Regions from separate parts of the Homo sapiens genome. Here regions 1 and 3 are each linked to region 2. The links are chromatin loops, found by intact Hi-C in ENCODE. Cell type or tissue: Calu3. All regions are shown on one strand. Each heading gives the region's core, and the rest is flanking DNA. Links, peaks and the distances in the headings are about the cores only. Region 1 holds the start of LINC03095 (long intergenic non-protein coding RNA 3095). Region 2 overlaps SKAP2 (src kinase associated phosphoprotein 2). Region 3 overlaps LINC02981 (long intergenic non-protein coding RNA 2981).

Region 1 (6,435 bases), core at 609-5,608, 120 kb after region 2:
TACTTAATTATCCCTCATTTCATTGAAGGAGGAATCTCACAGAAGCATCATAGATTCCAGGAGGCAAATCTACAAAACTTGGTAGTTACAGAAGAAATGATCCAGTATCAAGATGAGGCATTGCACCTTCAACGAGTGAGAGGAAAAAGCCAAGAAAAAGCCAGCCAACAGTTAAGCACCTGCTGCCTGTTACTGCTTCTACTCAGTGCACCTCTCAGTTCCACACATTCAGTAATGGGGCCAGCCTCACAGGCCAAGGGATGGCGAAGATGTATTCTCACATCCGTTTGTAAGAAGGGAGCTAAGCAGAGTGACACAAATCTAGTTTGCCTGGAACGATCCCAGTTGACCCCTTCTGAAGTCAGTCCTCTCCTGTCCTTTCCATCCCTCCTCTGCACTCCCTCTACCGAGGATAAGACAACACCCCTCTGGTCCCAGAAACTTACCTCTCTCCATTGCCCTGTGCAAGGTAGATGAAGTCTTACGTGTAGCTCAAGCTTCAGGTGAAGTCCTGGATGACGCGGAGAGGAGAAACTGAGGTCACCGGGGACCTCATAACAATGCTGAAGAAGTTAAACTCCTAGAGTGGAATAAAGCTGGGTGTGTGGAGAACACATTCAACACTCCTTTGACACCAAAACACCATGCAAATAAGCAGTCATGAGCCTGGAGTCCGAGAAAAGAAAGGAACACACACACACGTGTACACAACTCACACACACGGAGGAACACATGCTTTTAGAATGATCAGGTGCTTAAAGAAAATAAAAGGAGAATGGACATTGCCCTGTTCTTTTCTGAGAGGCAGTCACTGGAGTGGGTAAGAACCCCAGCTCCGGATTCAGACGTGCCTGAGTCTGCAACCCAGCTCAGCCACTAACTACGTAAACCTGTTTTATTAACTGTACAATGGGAATAATAAAAGCACCAGGCTCAAAGCATTGTTGTGAAGTTTTAAAGATTAATGTGATGATGCAGATAAAGTAACCACAGTAATTATTCAATAAATGTTAGCTAGTGCTGCTATTATTGTGGATACATTATGACAACATCATGATAAAGGTACATTGTGACCTTAAAAGAATATTTTACTGGAGCATTGTACATGCTGCATAAATGTTAATTGTTATTATTATTACAATTTTTAGTTCAGCCAGTGTAGCAATTTATCACTACAATGGCAAGAAATTGCTACTCTGGTTCTTGACAGTGGGTTTGCCACCTTCTGCTGTCTTCCTGGTTTTCACTCCACATGGGAGTGAGGCGGCCGCTGAATGCCAGGGCTATGTCAAGTCTGGGATTCTTAGTGGACTTCTCCACAAACACGGTGCCTATTAGGGGAAAAAGTCTCTAGAATTCTCCTGGCCCAGCCTTGAACATCTTCCAGTAGGAACTGAGGAGAGCTTCCGATGCAAAATAAGAGGAAAAGAAGGCAGTGGGGTAATTTACCACTGAAAAGATTTCCCCATTAGACATTTTTACAGCATCAAACTTGGTGGGGGAGGGGGTTTCTCCTGGCACGATTCTGTTTGTTTCCTCCTTTTGTGGCACGAACAACAGCATTTCATATTGAAACATGAAGCCTCTAAAATTAGGATGGCGGCCAGAAATTTGTAATGGGTGCTTCACACCGTTCACACTCCTGCTTCACCCTCCTGGCTCCACTCAGCCGAGGGCAGCTCCACCCTGCAAGAAACTCGCAGCTCAATTTGGAGCAAGTTTTGCTTGCTGAGGGGAGGCTGCTGTCAATGGCACCGAATGCCAAGCAAGGAAGCAGACCTGATTCGTTTCTAGGCTTCATCACCAGCTGCTTCTCCCTCGGCCTCCTCAGCCCCCAGCTGCCTGGGTTCGAATCCCAGCTCTCTGCTCATCAGGTGTGTAACCCTGGGCGATGACTCCACCTCTGTGAGCTTCCACGTCTGCAGCTGTCAGGTGAGAATAACAATGGGACTTGCATCAGACAGTCATTGGGATTAAGTGAGATAAGGAATGGGAAGGCACTGAGTGTACATAGTAACCACTCCTAGGTGTCATCTCCTTCCTCCTTCCTCCTTCTTCTTCCTCCTCCCTCTTCCTCCTCATTTTTCTTCTTCTTTTTTTTGACAGAGCCTGGCTCTGTTGCCCAGGCTGGAGTGTAGTGGCATGATCTCAGCTCACTGCAACCTCCACCTCCCAGTTCAAGCGATTCTCCTGCCTCAGCCTCCCAAGTAGCTGGAATTACAGGCACATGCCACCACGCCCGGCTAACTTTTAGTATTTTTTGTAGAGACAGAGTTTTACCATGTTGGCTAGGCTGGTCTCCAACTCCTGTCATCCCAGGACTTTGGGAGGTCTGCCCACCTCAGCCTCCCAAAGTGCTGGGATTACAGGCATGAGCTGCCACTCCCGGCCTCTCTTCTTATTATTAAGCAGATTGGCATTTCCTGAGCACCTGCTTTGTGCCACACCTGATGCCAGGTGCTTCACTCATGTGGTCTTGATGAATCTTCACAACCTTGAAGGGCAGGCGTTGTCATCTGCACGTATGTGCAAGGGAGCTGAGTTCCAGAGCTAAAGCCGCTTGTCTCCAGACAATCCCAGAGGGTACAACTGGGATTCCACTTTAGGCTCTCTGATTTCAAAATCTTGCTCTCCCTACCACACCCCCAACGTGGAGGCCTCACAAATAATGCCTTTCCGTGGGGCTCAGGGTCTTCAGACTGTGGTCTTGGCTTGGCTGTGGGTCTTTTCCCAAGAGCACGCAGCACAGCCGAGTCTGCTCCAGGCTTCGTGGTTCCTGCTCAAGCCATTTGTGGGGCAGGATGTGAGGTGAGGGGCGCTCATGTTGCCAGCCTGGCTTATCTGCTTTGGGGCCTTCCTGGCTCAGCCTACAGGTTCGTGACTTGGCACAATTACAGTGACCACAATGAAGCCACTGGCTTTGCCCAGAAGCTACTCAGGCCAGGAGCCTGAGAGGAAACAGGATGGGAGCTGGTTTATATTTCAAGGGCTGGAGATGACGGGACCAGCCCCACCCCAGCTTCCCACCTGATTTTATCTTGTAAAAACAGCCCTTTCATTATTCTGTTGGACCTCCCATTATTTCAAGAACCAAAAACTGAAAGAAAATGATTTTTTTCTCTCTCATACCTGGCCTGCTCTCTATTGCAAATGGCAGTTCTAGGGACAGTTGTCCACCTGCTGTTTTTCACCTGTAGGGGTCAGCTGCTGGCTGGGCTACCTGGCAGCCATTCCCCCTTCTTGGTTCCCGTGTCTGGATTTTCCTCTAGAGCACCCTTTCCCCTCTCTTAACTCTTGGGCTTTGGGTGGGCACCCACCCCGGGGCTCAGGGGTGCAGCACGTGCTCAGCTCGAGCCCATCTGAGCATAGCGTTGCACTGACCACAGGACTGGTATCAGTTCATTGAGATGGAAGTCCACTGAGATGATATCCACTCTACTGAGACAAAAAGAACTCTTTTCTAGGACTTCTCAAAACTCATTTTGAATTGCTTACCATCAAGGGAAGAAATAAAGAAGCTTTTCGCTGTCTTTACATCCTTTCTGGCATACCCCTGAGTATCCCTGGAGGTAGGTGTCCCCTGTTTGAGAAGCATGGGCCTACAGGTAAATTCCAAACCCCTATCCACTCCATGGAAAGCTCTTTACAATTTGACATAGCCAATCTATTCAGCCCCATCTCTGGCCACAGAGTTTCTTGCCATTTCGGGAACAAGCCATGCTCTGCCATTCCCCTCGACTTTTGCACAAGCTGTTCCCCTTGCCTGGAATATCTTTCCCCTTCTATACCTAGAAAATTCTACCCATGCATCCAACTAGAACCACATCAACTGTCTCCTCCTTAGAAGGAGGAGAATAACGTTCCATAATTTTAGCTGCTCTCTCATTGGTTAGAACACTCACTTGACCTTGGCTTGTCTGATTCTCTCTTCCTCACTGGACTATAAGCATGTCCTAAGCACATCTGCATCCCCAGAAGCTAACACAGAGCCTGACTAAAGGTTTATTGGATATGTGGGTGAGTGGATGAAGGGACCATTGAGCTTCGACCAGCTCATGCAACTGCCACAGCATCCTGCCCCATCAGTAACAGTAAACAACATTTATCCTGGTTCCTACACAGTCATAGTTCTATTTATTAATTGCCAAATTCATAACAATTAATTTCATTGCTCATGCCTGTTAAACTCTCGAATGTTCAATAAGGACAGGTGGGCAGCTGTTCTTCCTCCGTAGTCTACCTGCTTTCTGACATCAGCCAGTGAAGGAGTCAATCCCAGTGGTATGGCAGAATTGGGCTAGATGCTCATCCACCCCATTTCCTGTCTTTCTTGGGCACACAGCTAGACTATATTTCCCAGACTCCCTGGCTGTCAGGTGTGGCCATGTGACAGAATTCCAACCAATGGAATATGGACAAAAGTGACAAACCATTTCCAAGTCTGGGCCATGAGAACTACCCATGTGAAAACTTCTGTGCTTTCCCCAACCCCAAGCTGGAAGCAAAGGGTTCCGAGGCTCCTAAGAGGAATGGAGATTCAAAATGGAGAGAGCCTGGGTCCCTGAGTCACCATGTGGAGAGCCACTGTCAAATATCCATGCTGGACTGAGTTGTAAATGAGAAATATTTTCTATCCTGAAACTCAGTGGTGTGTGGAGCTGGCTTATATTAGCTTGTGAGAGCCAGCTGTTAAATTCTGAGGAATTTTGCAAGTCCATTGTTAAACACAGTCATTATCAAAGTTAAATTGTATAAACTTATAATTAAATGGGTTACATTTTAAGATATAATGAATATTCAAAACTCATCCCATCCTAATCATTTTATATAGTTAACTATTACATATGGCTCTTGAGGTTTATTTTCATGGAAGTACGATGGAATGGGAGTGTTGCAAACATTTCTTCCCAACTCTGTATTCAATAATGTCATGTTGGTAGCTTGAAATCAGCCACAGTGTCAGTATTTACACCATGGAAATTGGCAGACATTATAAACCAGGCTTTTCCCCTCCATCCCCTGAAAAAAGGCCAAACATTTACCAGTACACCATTCTAAGGTTTACCTGGTATGGAGCAAATACTCCCCTAACATACTGACTTTCTGCTTTAGTAAAAGAGAGTATAACAGATGAAATGCACCTTGGCTAAATGCAACTCGACATAAAGGAAAAGCAGCCAGAGTGCCCACAGCAGCAGCCCAGAGCCCTGGCAGATGAAGAATCATGCTGGTGCTCAACATGCCCAGGCTGAATGTGATATTGCGTGCTTGAGATCCTTGCTAATTTTCAGAGCATGAGATTATTATGACAGAGGCACAGCAGTTGTCATTGCCTGCTTTCACATGTATTGGGTGACAAGTGTAAGTAAGAGAGAATGGAAATATAGATGCTGAGTTTTAAGCCCAGCTCTTGCCTCAGAAAACAAAAATGGAGACACGCTAAGTTCCTGCCCTAAATTCTTTTGGGGAAAGGAATTTTTCCATATTTTCACTCTCAGGAAAAGCATGCATTTTGGAACAAGTCTCTAGAGTGGACCTATGCATAGCTGAGAAGCTGAGAAGGTGGGAAGCCCGTGGCCAAGGCAGGTCCCGGCTGCAGGTGTGAGGATAGCAGGCTTTGGGCCAGAGCCTGATCAACGGTGCTTGGAATTAACCAGGCCTGCACATGGCAAAATGATCCAAATAATTATCCTTTGTGGAAGCCGTAATATTTCACTTAGAGGAAGGCCGTCAGATCCTTGGGCAGCTCGGCCCTCCTCCGCAGGATATAAACTGCTGAAGTAGACCCCAGAGTGCAGGGCCATTTACGAAGACACACGCAATTCACAGGACGTTTCAGTGCAGACACTGAATGAACTAATTCTGCTAATAGAGTATTTGATTTAATGGCACATTAAAGGGGAAAGGGGAATGCTGAACACATCCTTCAGCGCAGCAGCTGATGGGTTACTGTAGATATCATAAGCGAAGGAGCCAAATTCTCTCCTGCCTTCAGAACAAGCGACAGTCGCCAGAGCAGAGGCAGGTCATTTTGCAAGTCAATTTTAGTTCAGCAGCTTAGAGCAGAAATCATCGAGTTCATACAGCTCTTCTGCATAAAGTTTATAGAGACTGGTTGTTAAGACTCTGACCTACAAGTCTCTTTTCCTTTTTGTTTAAAAAAAAAAAAATGTTGCCAGATCATGCCAAAGTGGAATAAAATAGAAATCGGGTCACTTGATGGATCAGCACATTACTTTTCTGAGTTGTTTGTTTTCCGTCTTTTGCCTTTTGGTTCCTTCTACCATTTTTGACTGTTTCCAATGTCCCGGTCTCTGTGCTAAGCTCTTCACAAGAATGTATATGTATTTACATGTATTTCATTGTTTTACCAGGAAGAAGGTGCTATTCCCAGCCTATTTTACAGGCAAAGAATCTGAGGTATGGAGGGGCAGG
Region 2 (6,150 bases), core at 1-5,000:
GAATACAATAGATATGGCTGGTGGGTAGGAGAAATGAAGGGAGCCATTGGCTTGGTGCCTAAAGCCTACATAATGGAGATGTATGATATTTGAGAGTCCTGGGTAAGTACATTTTAATCCAATATTCTGTAATAGCTCATATGTTCTCTTGGTCTCTTCGTTATGAGTCTTTGCCTTTTTAAAAGTCTTTAGAGTTTTCTGATAACACAAAGATTGTGCCCCGAAATCTTTTTTGTTTTGTTTGATCTGGTTTAATTTTTAAAATAAGAATTTTTAAAATAAAAACTTTATGGAATTTACTTTGGAAATGAATAGATTATTTAGAGAAAGTTCTTTTGATAGTAACCAGCTGTTTTCCCAAACTTCCTCCTTTTCAGTAAAATACCACTTTTTATGGCCTTTCTGAAGAGTTGAATTGACAAAATGTTGAGTAAAAATACATTTTTCCTTGGCTAAAAGTGTAATTTTTTTAAGCAGGAAAAATCAAGTTTCAGCTGAATCAAAAATTAAAATGCAGCTTTCCCTTTCTCCTGCAGAAAAGGAAAATTCTTCTGCTTGTCTGCAAATGCTTTGGATTTAGAAGCGTCATGAAAGCACGAGTGACAGCTCCTAACCTCTCCTTGTTTTATTAAACATTACTTATCTTTGACTGTTATTTTATGCAGTCGCTCATTAAAATATTCCTCTGATGTGAAATTAAATGAAGGATATTAATGTAAATTAGATGCAACCAGTTAAGTTATACCTGTTGCTATTTTGCAAAGAAATAATTATAGTTTTTATTTACCCATTTGATTTGTGTGAAGAATTCATCACTATTTTATACGTAACATATAGTCTACTATAGCATAGTATGCTACTATTGCTACTTCTGGTGTGATTTGTAATGTTTCTTAATCATTGGACATCAATTATTTTTAGAGAGTAATGTATAATTTCATAGCATTTTAAATTTAGTGTATCATGCGAGTTTTTTTTGGTAGATGCTGAAGAATGTGGTTGCTAAACAAAGAATGCTAAAGAATGTTCAAACTTTATAGATAACTTTATTGTTATTATTTATTTTCACACATTTAATTCCTATTAAGTACAGCCGCAAGAAAGAAAAAATGATGAAGTTGCAAATGGCAGTGTGCTGTCACCTGCAACAGAAGTGCGTACCAGAAGTATGACTCATGCAAAGCATTTTACCGTACAAATATCCTGGTGCGATGATGGGCCTGGCAACATTTTCTACTGTACTTTTGTTTAAATTTAATGAAACAAAAAATTCCTAAGAAATACCACCCTACCACTAACAAAATGGTATAAAGAATCTCCCAGCCAGGCCAACATGGTGAAACCCTGTCTCTACTAAAAATTAGCCAAGTGTGGTAATGTTCACCTGCAGTCCCAGCTACTTGGGAGGCCAAGGCACGAGAATTGCTTGAACAAGGTAGGCAGAGGTTGCAGTGAGCCAAGATCGCGCCACTGCACTCCAGCCTGGGCGACAGAGTGAGACTCCATCTCAGAAAAAAAAAAAAAAAAAAACAGAATCTCAGTGTATTCTCAAAGTAAAAAGGCATAACCAAGCACTCTCTTATCTTGCCTTATTGCTATACTATTTACATCCCACTGCAGAACAGCAGATTTGAGGCTTTTCTATATACTTCTCAGAGCACTGAAAAGAAAGGAAGGGTTTGCAGAGGAGAGTGTAGAAATCCCAGTGGTAGCATGTACCAACAGGTGAGTAGAAAGGTAGTGTTAGCCTGACATTTGAGTTATACTCTGTGCTGCCTGAGCAAGATTTGTAGAATCATATAATTACCTTTTCATGTATATTTGAAATCAGAGGTGTTTAAAATACCTATGAGATACCAATGTAGCCTTAACATATGTCAAAATGCATTGCTGGTTAGATAATTATTTGGACTACACATAAACTCCTAATATTGAATCATTACCTATCAGGTATTATCTTTATGGAACTTTTCAATATCTTTGCTTTATAAAGATTCTAAACATGTATCTGAGCTGGTAATATTTTAAAATCTCCATTATTTGTGTAAAACTGTTTATAAGCAGTGTTTGAGAGGGTCTGCTTTACCATTACCCCCTCAATATCATGATCATCCAATCTCAAATGTGAAAAAAAAAAAGAAATTTGATTTTAGGGATTGTGAGTAAACAAGTTTATATAGAGAGACATTGTGAAGTTAAAGTTTTCAGAAGTTACATTTGTGCAGTTCTTACCTTTTCCTCATATAGTGCCATTGAAATAGACTGAAATTATCTTGGCAAAAGTTAGACAACCAAAGACGACTTTAGTGGACTGGTTTTCAAAACTTGAGCAGCTGAAAAGCAAAAGCCGTTGTTTCCCATGACAATGTAGCCTTTGTGGATTTGGGTTTGTGCTTTGGGTTGAAAAGAAGTTTTTAGTCCTAGGCCAGTAGATGGCAGCAGCTTTTCATTGCAGACAAAACCTCTTGAAACCCTTCCCCCATGGCACAAACTCGCCCATGATGGAAAGCATCTAGATTTCTGCCTCCTTTTACAGTTAATCCAGGAGAGGGAGTCCTTTGCCAACTGATGACCAACAGTTCCAAGCCAGATAGTCTCGTGAACAGTGACAATACAGAAATAAGGTGTTATTTCTGTTCAGATCTCCACCGGCCTTTGTTCTTTTAAAACTTGAATATAGGTGGGAGACATAAGAAAGGAAAGAAAAGACTTAAAACTGGAGTGACAGGACAAATAATCATTACTTTCAATTCATGACTGCTTTATATTCATTTGATGAAATCATTTGTATACAAACCAGGGAGAGTTTTCTTTACACCCTTGACAATATATCACATACTCTTCAAGATCATAATAATATCATTAATATAAATTTAAACAACATGGCTTGTTAGAAAATATGCTAATTGCTATGGTCTCATTATGTTTGCTTAGCTTTTATTTGTTTTTCTGTGAACAGTTAGAGAGCTAATTTTTTTCAAAGGTGATTGTAAGTCATATTTTATATAGCATTTTGCTTGATTATTTGCTCTGTACTGAATTTGTACTCTATTGCCATTAGATCTTACAATAATGTTCCACTCTGCAAATTTTTAAGGTTCAAATAAAGTTTAATTGTTTGCAAACTGTTATGATGCTAATAATTCAACAGCCTGCTGTGTTACTAATGAAATTACTTTGTTATGATTAATTTGGAAAATAGTGTGTTGATTGTAGTAATTAAGCACAACAAGGTGAAGTAAATGATTCTAATGCCATCTGGCCGCCAAACTGAATGAAGAAATGAAATAGGGCTGTCATCTGAATTTATTCAAAGAAGTAAGGATAATACAAATGACTTTCATTGCTTTAGGATTTACACTTAACACAGCTCACTCCGTTCTATTTTTGCCACTTTGCTGCATATGACACTTTCTTTCATAGAAAAAGAATGTCATTTAGTCCAGCAATTGTTTTGAATACTTTATTTTATTGGAAGCTGATTATTTTTACTGTGTGCTAATTTAATTACAGATAATTACATAAAGTATTATAGGACCATGGGAAAAAGAAATCACTTTTCAACCATGTGTAGGTGAAATCCATATATATGGGGTTTCGTTTTTGTTTCATGTTTTGTTTTGTTTCACTTTTTGCTATCATTACACAACCACTTTGAATATAGCCTTGCACAAAGAGTAGGGCATCCATTCAACTGTTTCTTAAATGTGTACAAAGGCTCACTCTTAGTTCTTATGATTTCTACTTTTTATATAATTTCATGTAATTTCTGCACTCTACTACTTGCTACTTATTCATAGACTGGTACTATCCAGGGTCATAATTTAAAATAGAACTGAGTTAGATATTATGAATTCAGATTTGCAGTTCAGCCATTAGAAGAAAATTAACCCTAATATACATGTTGTTTAAGAGCTTGAACTTCATCAGTGAGACTGAGTGAAGCATTGTGAGAATTTTTAAAGTTCTAAATTTCAGATAAATCAGTCATTTGTATTTCATTTGTTGGAGTTATAGACACACACCATATAGAGATCACTTTTGCTTCTCTTGAGTTCAGTAGGTTCATGACTATTGAAAGCAATCCACATGGTAAAGAAAGAGGTGGTGAAGAGTGGAGATCAAAACATGATCAAGCCATGGAAAACACAGCTTCACTCAAAGGTTGAAAGAATACTTTGTGTGTGTGTGTGTGTGTGTACACTGTATATATATATAAAATAAAAACATTTGATGAATATGATCTTATTTATAGTAATATACTTAGTATTCAAAAATACAGAGAAACAATAAGTACTACATTGTTAAAATATTATTATACAAGTTTAATATATACTCAAATGCACAACAGTTTATACTCTGGATTGGGAACAAGAGATTTCTAGACATCTCAGCTTTAGCCAGTTTATTATACGCCTACTGCTTTATAGTTGAGTTCTTCCAGAATATCTGTTAGAACCTCTGATAGCATACTATTTTATGATGAGATAAATACTTTAAAAATCATATGATCACAGTAGCATGGAATGACATTTCATTAATGCTATGTTTGAGGGGCTTTTTCTTGTTTCTGCTAGTAGAATCTGTTCTACCATTACTTATACACAAACATATTATTTATTGCCAGCATGGTACACATTATATGGTGTGGATCCAGTAAATATTTGTTAATTAACTGATTTGGCACCCCACAATATCTCAAGACATGAGATTTAAGAAGAAAAGAGCTTGACTAGTAAACCTGGTAGAGAAAATGCCTTTATACAGTTAGTATATCCCATAATACTATCAACAAGTAGATTGGATTTTATTGTTATAACAGAATTGAGTGAGATTGTGAATAATAAGAAAGTTGAGTTGTGGTACATTGTCCTTAGATGTTTCCTTCCTTTCTTCCCTTGTGTTCAGTGTTGTGACCTCAAATAAGAGGCACAGGTGCCTCCTCGGGCAGCTTGGGGCAAGTGATCTACTTTCACTTTCCAGTGAAACATCTCAAATCACTGCTGCCCTGCATTCCACTTGCGTAATATCAGAGAAGCCTTTCCTGCATCTGATCTTGAAAGCATTCTAGCTGTCGCCTTGGGCAGATCAAAAATTTGTGCAAGTAAGTGGGAAGTTTCACAGTTGCTGCCAAATCTAATCATAATTTAGCTTTTGTCCTTTTTGTTAACTTTTACTCCCTGTTTATTTAAAGTTGTATGATTATGTTAACTTGAGTGCTTTGAGTCCCCAAAATGAAAGGAACTGTAAATGCAGAAAGTCGCCTTAGTCATACCACTGCTCAGTTTAGGTCTTCAGTGTTGAGAGAGGGGCTGGAAGTTGAGCAAGCCAAAACACTTGACTATGTGCAAAGGCGTGAATATAGAAACTGCTCCCAAAGCCCATCTCTTAAGTACCTTTCTTAATGCTGGAACTTTGGAAGGTGTTTCCCTAGGTTTCTCTCCTCTTTTTTTTTTTTTTTTTTCTTTTCAGTTTTCTTTTTTGTTATCCATTACTCGGAGAGGCAATATAGCACAGCCCTTGTCTGTTTTCTGTTTATTGGCCTCAACTTTCTAATATAAAAATATCACTCCTGCTAGAGTAAAAGCAGGTGCCATTTTGTAGCTTGAACTGCAATTTACTTCTTGTTTGAGGAAAGTGTCACACAGGTACTCTCAAAGGAGAAAATTAATGACACTAGTGTATGCTGGTTAAAGACAGCTGCTTTCGTGGAGGAGAAAATTCCAACAAATAAGCAGATTCTCATCTACTACCCTCCCCTCCCAGCTCCCATGGGAGTCTATTTAGAAAACCTTGTGTTCTTTATCACATCAAATGTGATGATAACAGTTTAAGTCAGACTAGTAATAGTAATAGCTAACATTTACTGAGTGTTTACTATTTGTCATGCTGTGCACTTTTCATTCAATTCTTATAACAACCCTATGAAGTAAGTTCTGTTATTCATTACCATTTTCCCGATTAGGAAACAGGCTGAATAATTTGTCCCCAAAGCCTTAGGGTAGTGAGTTACCTAACCAAGCCTCACACCAGCCTCCTTGCCCTGAATTGAACACTGTTCTGCTGCGCAGTACTGTGATGAATTAAAACCAAATGCTTATTTGGATTCTTTGCATATAATAGGCACACAACAAATGCTTGTTGACCACT
Region 3 (6,435 bases), core at 929-5,928, 160 kb after region 2:
CAGACGCCATTCTAGAGCCTTGTTTATAACAGATGTCAGCAGCCCGCTATAAAATGCACACTTTTGTCAATGAAATATAATGTTCAAAGCAAAACATAGTATGTTTAATTATAAACTTTTTGCCATTTCATCAGTTAATAAAATAAGCTGACTCTTCATCAGACAGTACTTTTCTTAAGCCAGTGTGGAAATTCCTTTTCCCTTCTCCTGGCTCTAATGGGAAGCCAGTCAGTCTCACACTCTATACCACTGTGGAAATCTGGAAGGAGAGGGGAGGCAGCAGATTGAATATTTGTGAGTTTCATGGCACTATGTAGATAAATGGCCAGTGTCCTACCTCTCCTGGGCACTTGGGAAGGAAAAAAAAAAGGCAATAAGTAGGAATTGAATGATTCCCTCAAGGATTTTAAGGGAGCTCTTCCTCCCCTGCTGTTTCTGATTTTGACGGTGAATGTATCATTCACCTTCAAATGCCTTACATAGCAGTGAGAACATGGCCAAGATGAGGAGCTTTTCTTACATGTAACACTGTTCTATTTTATGAGAAAATTTGGTTAAGGAATTAGTGTATATATTTTGAACCCTTGATAAAAATAAAATGTGATTATTTATTCAAATTTTTTTATTACTTTTTACTGGTTTGTTATTTTTAAATCCATTTTTTGAGGTCTAACTCTACACAAATGCCTCCACTTTAAGTAGATAGTTCAATGAGTCTTGACAGCTGTGTACACCCATCATGTAACCATCATCCCAATCAAGAAACAGCCTACTACTATCACCAAAAAGCTTTCCTGTGTACTTTTGTAGTCATTCTCCCCCATCCCTAACCCCGAGACCACTGCTCTGCTTTCTGCTACCGTAGATTAGTTTTACCTTTTCTATGAGTTAATATAAATGAACTCATATTAATATTATGTGGTCTTTGGTATCTGGCTTCTTCCACTCTGCATCATGTATTTGAGATTCATCTGTTTTGCTTCAGGCATCAGCAGTCCTTTTCTTTTCACTGCTGAGTAGGAAAAGGACATCCATTGTGTGGATATCCTACAATTTGCTTCTCCACTCAATGGTTGATACACATTTGGGCAAACTGGAAACATCCAGTTTGTAATGATTATCAATAAATTCATGCATAAATTTTTGTGTGGACATATGTTTTGGTTTCTTTCAGTTAACTAACAAGAACTGTAGTGGAATTGTTGAGTAATATAGTAACAGTATATTTAACTTTATAAGAAATTACTAAACTGTTTTCCAAAGCAGTTGGACCATTTTTGTATCTCCACCAACAATGTATGAGCATTCTCATTGTTCCACATCCTCACCAACACCTTGGATTGTGAGTCTTTTTAAATTTTAACCATTCTCAAGGTATGTAGTGATACCTTGTTGTGGTTTTAATTTCTATTTCCTTGATGACTAGTGATGTTAAGCATCTTTTCATGTGCTTTTGGCCATTTATATATTTTCTTTTGTGAAGTTACTGCATTAGTCCATTCTTGCATTGCTATAAAGAACTACCTGAGACTGGGTAATTTATAAAGAAAAGAGGTTTAAGTGACTCACAGTTCCACAGGCTGTACAGGAAGCATGGCTGGGGAGGTCTCATGGAACTTAAAATCATGGCCGAAGCCAAAGGGGAAGTAGACACATTTTGCTACTTCAGAGGAGGAATAAAGAGAGAAGGGGGAGTGCTACACACTTTTCAATAACCAGATCTCACGAGAACTCACTCACTATCACAAGAACATCAAGGGCGAAATCCGCCCCCATGATCCAATCACCTCCCACCAGGCCCCTCCTCCAACATGGGGATTATAATTCGACATGAGATTTGGGCAGGGACATAAATCCAAACCATATCAGTTACTGTTCATATTTTTGTCTATTTTAAAAACTGAGTTATTTTTCCTGTTATTGAATTGTAAGAGTTCTTCATATATTCTGGATACATGCTTTTTGTCATATATATGTTTTGTGAATATCTTATTTGCCTATTCATTTTCTTATAAAGTCTTTCAAGTAATCAACATTTTTAATTTTATCAGGTTAAATTTATCTTTTTACAAAAATGATTAGTGCTTTTTGTGTCCTAGGAAAACTTTACGTAAGACAAGATCATGGAGATTTACTCCTATCTTTTCTTCTATAAGTTTTATAATTTCAACTTTTACATTTAAGTGATAGTGTGGGGTAAGAGTCAAGATTCTTTTTAAAAAAATAGATATCCAGTTGTTTCTGCACCATTTATTTAATAAAACTGTCCTTTTCCAATTGGTTTGCCTTGAAACCTTTGTCAAAACTCAATTGACCAAATATATGTTGAGTTTACTGGTTTTTAAAAAATCAAATATTAAACTTTGAATCTGATACATTTTAAAAATTAAGTTAGGCCGGGGGCGGTGGCTCACGCCTGTAATCCCAGCACTTTGGGAGGCCGAGGCGGGGGCATCACGAGGTCAGGAGATCGATACCATCCTGGCTAACACAGTGAAACCCCGTCTCTACTAAAAATACAAAAAATTAGCTGGGCGTGGTGGCCGGCGCCTGTAGTCCCAGCTACGCAGGAGGCTGAGGCAGAAGAATGGCGTGAACTCGGAAGGCAGAGCTTGCAGTGAGTCGAGATCTCGCCACTGCACTCTGGCCTGGGCGACAGAGTGAGACTACGTCTCAAAAAAAAAAAAAAAAGATTTAGTTAAATGCTATTTGAGATAGATCAACGAAGGGAGCATGTTCAGGACATTTAAAAAAGTAAAAATAACCCTGAAAAAAAACTGCCTATGTGTGTGTACACCCTTACCAGCACCCAAGCTCTCGGAGAGCTGAGGCTGTGCCTGACTTAGGCTTGTCTGCCCAGCGCCTGACATATAATAGGTTCTCAACACAGGTCACTGAATAAACAAAAGAATCAATGAATGAGGGAATGAGATCAGCTTTTTATGGGGCAGCACCAGAAAAAGAAACAGAGCTTCAGGAATATCAGTGCCTTCTTCAGAGGGGCTGTTTATTTGCATTCACCATAGTTACCAAGTGGTCCTTCCCTTCGATGAAAGAGTAACTTGGATAGAACCAGGAAGCTCTCACTGCCCTTGGGGGTGGGCAGAATCTCAGCAGAGGGGCTCCTGCATTCCTGCGTTAGTTCCCGTCTGGCTCCACTGCTTTACCTGCCTTTGCCTCCATTTTCCGAACTGTCCGTTACAGCATTTCGGTGCAGACTCACTGAGCTAATAATGCCTCCACAATCTTAGGTGTGCCAGAAAAAAATTCTCATAACTCAACTCATTTTCTATGAAAAGACGGCACAGCAGGCAGCCAGCTCACCCCACTCAGTCTGCAATGTCGCTGCCCGAGGGTCTACATTCTTGCCCAAATGGTCCATCTGGACCTGGCTGCTCTGGCTCTGAACCATGCAGGTGGCAGGAGTCTCTGTGGGGATTCCCCAGGCCACTCCCTGTCTGGGCTGTGGTACCTGCAGGCAGTCCCTCTGCCTAGGAAAGCAGGTGCACGGCCCCACCCTCGCCCTCCATCCTGTCTGCTCACATCGCCTCTCACGAAAAATTCTTTCTCATCTGAGGAGCGAAGCCTTTTCTTGTTTCTCCCAAACATTTGCCCATGACCCCACATCCTCTACACTCTATCCCATTTGTCCCCAGAGGTGATCGACACAGCTGCTTAAAAAGGAAGACAGAGTAAAGAGAAATGTCTGGGGCCAAAAGAACTACGGAGAAATGTTAACTTTTTTTTTTTTTTTTTTTTTTTTTTTGAGACGGAGTCTCGCTCTGTGACCCAGGCTGGAGTGCAGTGGTGCGATCTCCGCTCACTGCAAGCTCTGCCTTCCGGGTTCACGCCATTCTCCTGCCTCAGCCTCCTGAGTAGCTGGGACTACAGGTGCCCGCCACCACGCCCGGCTAATTTTTTTGTATTTTTAGTAGAGACAGTGTTTCACCGTGTTAGCCAGGATGGTCTCGATCTCCTGACCTCGTGATCCGCCCACCTCGGCCTCCCAAAGTGCTGGGATTACAGGCGTGAGCCACCGCGCCCGGCCGATTAACTTTATCTTAATAAGATAAAATGTCGTGAACTTGTATGTGATCAATTAATGTAAGTTATTATTATTATTATCATTATTATTATTAGAGGGGGAGCCAGAGAATGAGGAGCCCAGTTTATGATGAGAATTAGAACAAGGCTCTGCCACCATGCTGACCGCAGCAGGGGGCGCCTTCTTCCCCCTGCTGCTCAGGGAGGGAGTGCCAGCCAAGTTTCACCCATGTGACCACACTTCCATCCAAAACAATTTGAATTAATTTTGTGCATGAAATTTGGTGGGATGCAATGCCAAATGTTTAACTGAAATCAAGATGCAAACTTCCCTTCATTTACTCATTTTGTAAATGCTGTCAAAAATAAAATAAAAGCCATTAAGCTTGTCTGGCAACATTTGTCCTTTGTGCACCACGCTATTCGTCGTCACTGCCTCCCTTATCCTCTGTCTGCATGCCCCCCTCCTGCTCTCCTATATTTGTTCTGGTATATTTACAGTCCCTGGGCAGGCCCAGCACACTGTCAGCTCTACTGACTTTGCCAAGTCTAAGATCCCTTTTAGGGACTTATTTTATTTAAAGAGCACCCCATTAATGGGTTTAATGGCCTTTCAATCACTTAGTATGCATTGTCAATGAGGGAGAATCGATTTTCTGAGAATTCCTGTTCTGGGAGGAAAATAAACAGCCCTTCCTTCCCATTGCAATTTGGCCAATGAGCAGATGATGTAGAACTCAGCTCTATCCCAGACTCACAGAGCTTTTCTTGCAGCGGGCCTGCGAGTGTGCAGGCTCACCCAGCACCACACTGAGTAAAACTCACTCCTTTCTTTCTGTGTTGCTGTCTCCTTTTAAATTGTGACTTGCCAGGTTGTGGGGACACCCCGCATATGCTGCAAATGAACTTTGAATGAGCTCGACTGTTGCTCTCACAAGACTCACTTCTGGGTTTGTGCCACCCTCTTTGGTCAAGAATCAAACCATTACCCATGGAGATGTATTAGATCCTTCTGGTTCACAGTAATGGGTGGGAAAGAATGGCTGGCATTCCGAGACTCCCCCTACCTCATACACCCATCCCAGACATGAACATTTTTTGGAACACCATGGTCTTGAGTTCCAGAACCTTGAAGAAGTGATCAAACACATATCCTCTCTCTGAGGTAACCTCTAATTCCATCAATATCTGTTGATGACCTCCTCTGTAAAAGACATTATTCTTGGCACCATGAGAGATGCATTCAGGGGACACATGAAGGGTAAAGGCAGTCTCAGACAAAACACAGGGTTGTCTCCTCCAAGTTAGGATCTCTATTAGGTGGTGTTCAGCAAAACTCTCTCCCCCTCCTGTTCTTCCCACCCCTTCCCTCCTCCCCACTCTCTTCAACCCTTTCCCAATAATCCTGCACTAACCCTGCCGCCCGCCCACCATTCTCAATACCAACAGCTACATTTTATGGGCACTGACCGTGTGTCAGAGTTCCTGTCTGAGCACTTGACAAGCACGGTGGTCCTCACCACAACTCCGCAGAAGGGCTATTGTCATTGCGATCCCTATTTCACAGAGAAGGAAGCCGCATTGGAGGGAGGTCAGATCATTTACTGGAAAACCAGGTCCGTCTTACTTGACCTTTTCTCTTAAACTTTATGCTGACTTTGTCCTTTTCTTGCTCTTTTGGATGTATTTGGCTCTCCAGGGAGCCCTCACCAGCAGGTACCCACTACCCTAAGGTATGCGAAGCAAATTTGTTTATATCCAGCTATTTATAATAATAACAGTAATAGCTAGCACCTATGAAGGGCCCATCCTGTGCCAAATGCTTCATAGATTTTTTTTTTTTTTTTTTTACTTAATGCTCACAAAACCACCCCCAAGAAATGGAGAAAAGGACACCATGAGGTTAAGTGACTTGCTCAAGGTCTCACAATTATTCAGTAATAATAATGGTGAAATTGCTAGCATTGATTGAAGGCTTATATGTCAAGCACTGGGCTAAGGTTTTTATATCTATGTATTTTTAACTTCTAACAAGGTAAGTATTATTATTTAGAGCTTACAGATGAGGAAACTGAGGCTCAGAGATTTAAAGTAACTTGCCCAAGGTTATCCAGCCTGTAAGTGGTAGAGCCAGCATTTAAAACCAGGCAGGTTGATGCTTGTGCTTGTAATAACATGGACATGGTCACACCCCAAAGCCCATGTTATTCATATTGCACTGAAGCTACTTCTGTCCTCCCTCCCTTAAAGCCCCTCAGAAAATGGCCCATGAGTTTCCCCAAAGCAATAGTTGAACAGAAACCAGGGAGATTTCAGGTTTTGCAGCAGGGCTGTCTCTTAACAAGCTCCTGCCCTGCACTGGAATTGCATTTGCATTTGTCCTTCTGCAGT

What was found. Peaks named below come from ENCODE experiments on the same cell type or tissue, not always from the same donor. Only the 100,000 strongest peaks of a DNase experiment are listed, where the experiment ranks them.
Region 1: a loop joins it to region 2, with 4 times the contacts of the local background. A loop is called at or near these places in 4 of 110 quality-filtered maps.
Region 3: it touches region 2 in a loop (5-fold over the local background); 22 of 110 quality-filtered maps call a loop at or near these places.

What each region holds. Positions count from the first base shown.
Region 1 is chr7:26,546,222-26,552,656 of GRCh38, reverse strand. It overlaps LINC03095 (long intergenic non-protein coding RNA 3095), which reads right to left and starts at 818. Exons shown (of 3, transcript NR_184281.1): 1 at 447-818. It overlaps LOC124901605 (a long non-coding RNA gene), which reads left to right and starts at 1,664. Exons shown (of 2, transcript XR_007060263.1): 1 at 1,664-1,932. RefSeq lists an enhancer at 1,639-2,838. In Calu3, for the core only: CTCF peaks have their summits at 3,136 and 3,340; DNase peaks (open chromatin) are centred at 1,896, 2,466 and 2,896.
Region 2 is chr7:26,664,043-26,670,192 of GRCh38, reverse strand. It overlaps SKAP2 (src kinase associated phosphoprotein 2), which reads left to right. Exons shown (of 13, transcript NM_003930.5): 12 at 1-102; 13 at 537-3,125. The coding sequence ends at 93. Among named protein-coding and RNA genes, the nearest start is that of LINC02860, 29 kb to the right of the region's middle. In Calu3, for the core only: a CTCF peak has its summit at 2,453 (motif pointing right); DNase peaks (open chromatin) are centred at 1,182, 2,472 and 4,982.
Region 3 is chr7:26,505,659-26,512,093 of GRCh38, reverse strand. All of the region lies in intron 4 of LINC02981 (long intergenic non-protein coding RNA 2981), which reads right to left. Among named protein-coding and RNA genes, the nearest start is that of KIAA0087, 30 kb to the left of the region's middle. RefSeq lists enhancers at 2,850-3,350, 3,351-3,851. In Calu3, for the core only: no CTCF peak of the experiment used is centred there; DNase peaks (open chromatin) are centred at 2,493, 2,923, 3,093 and 3,473.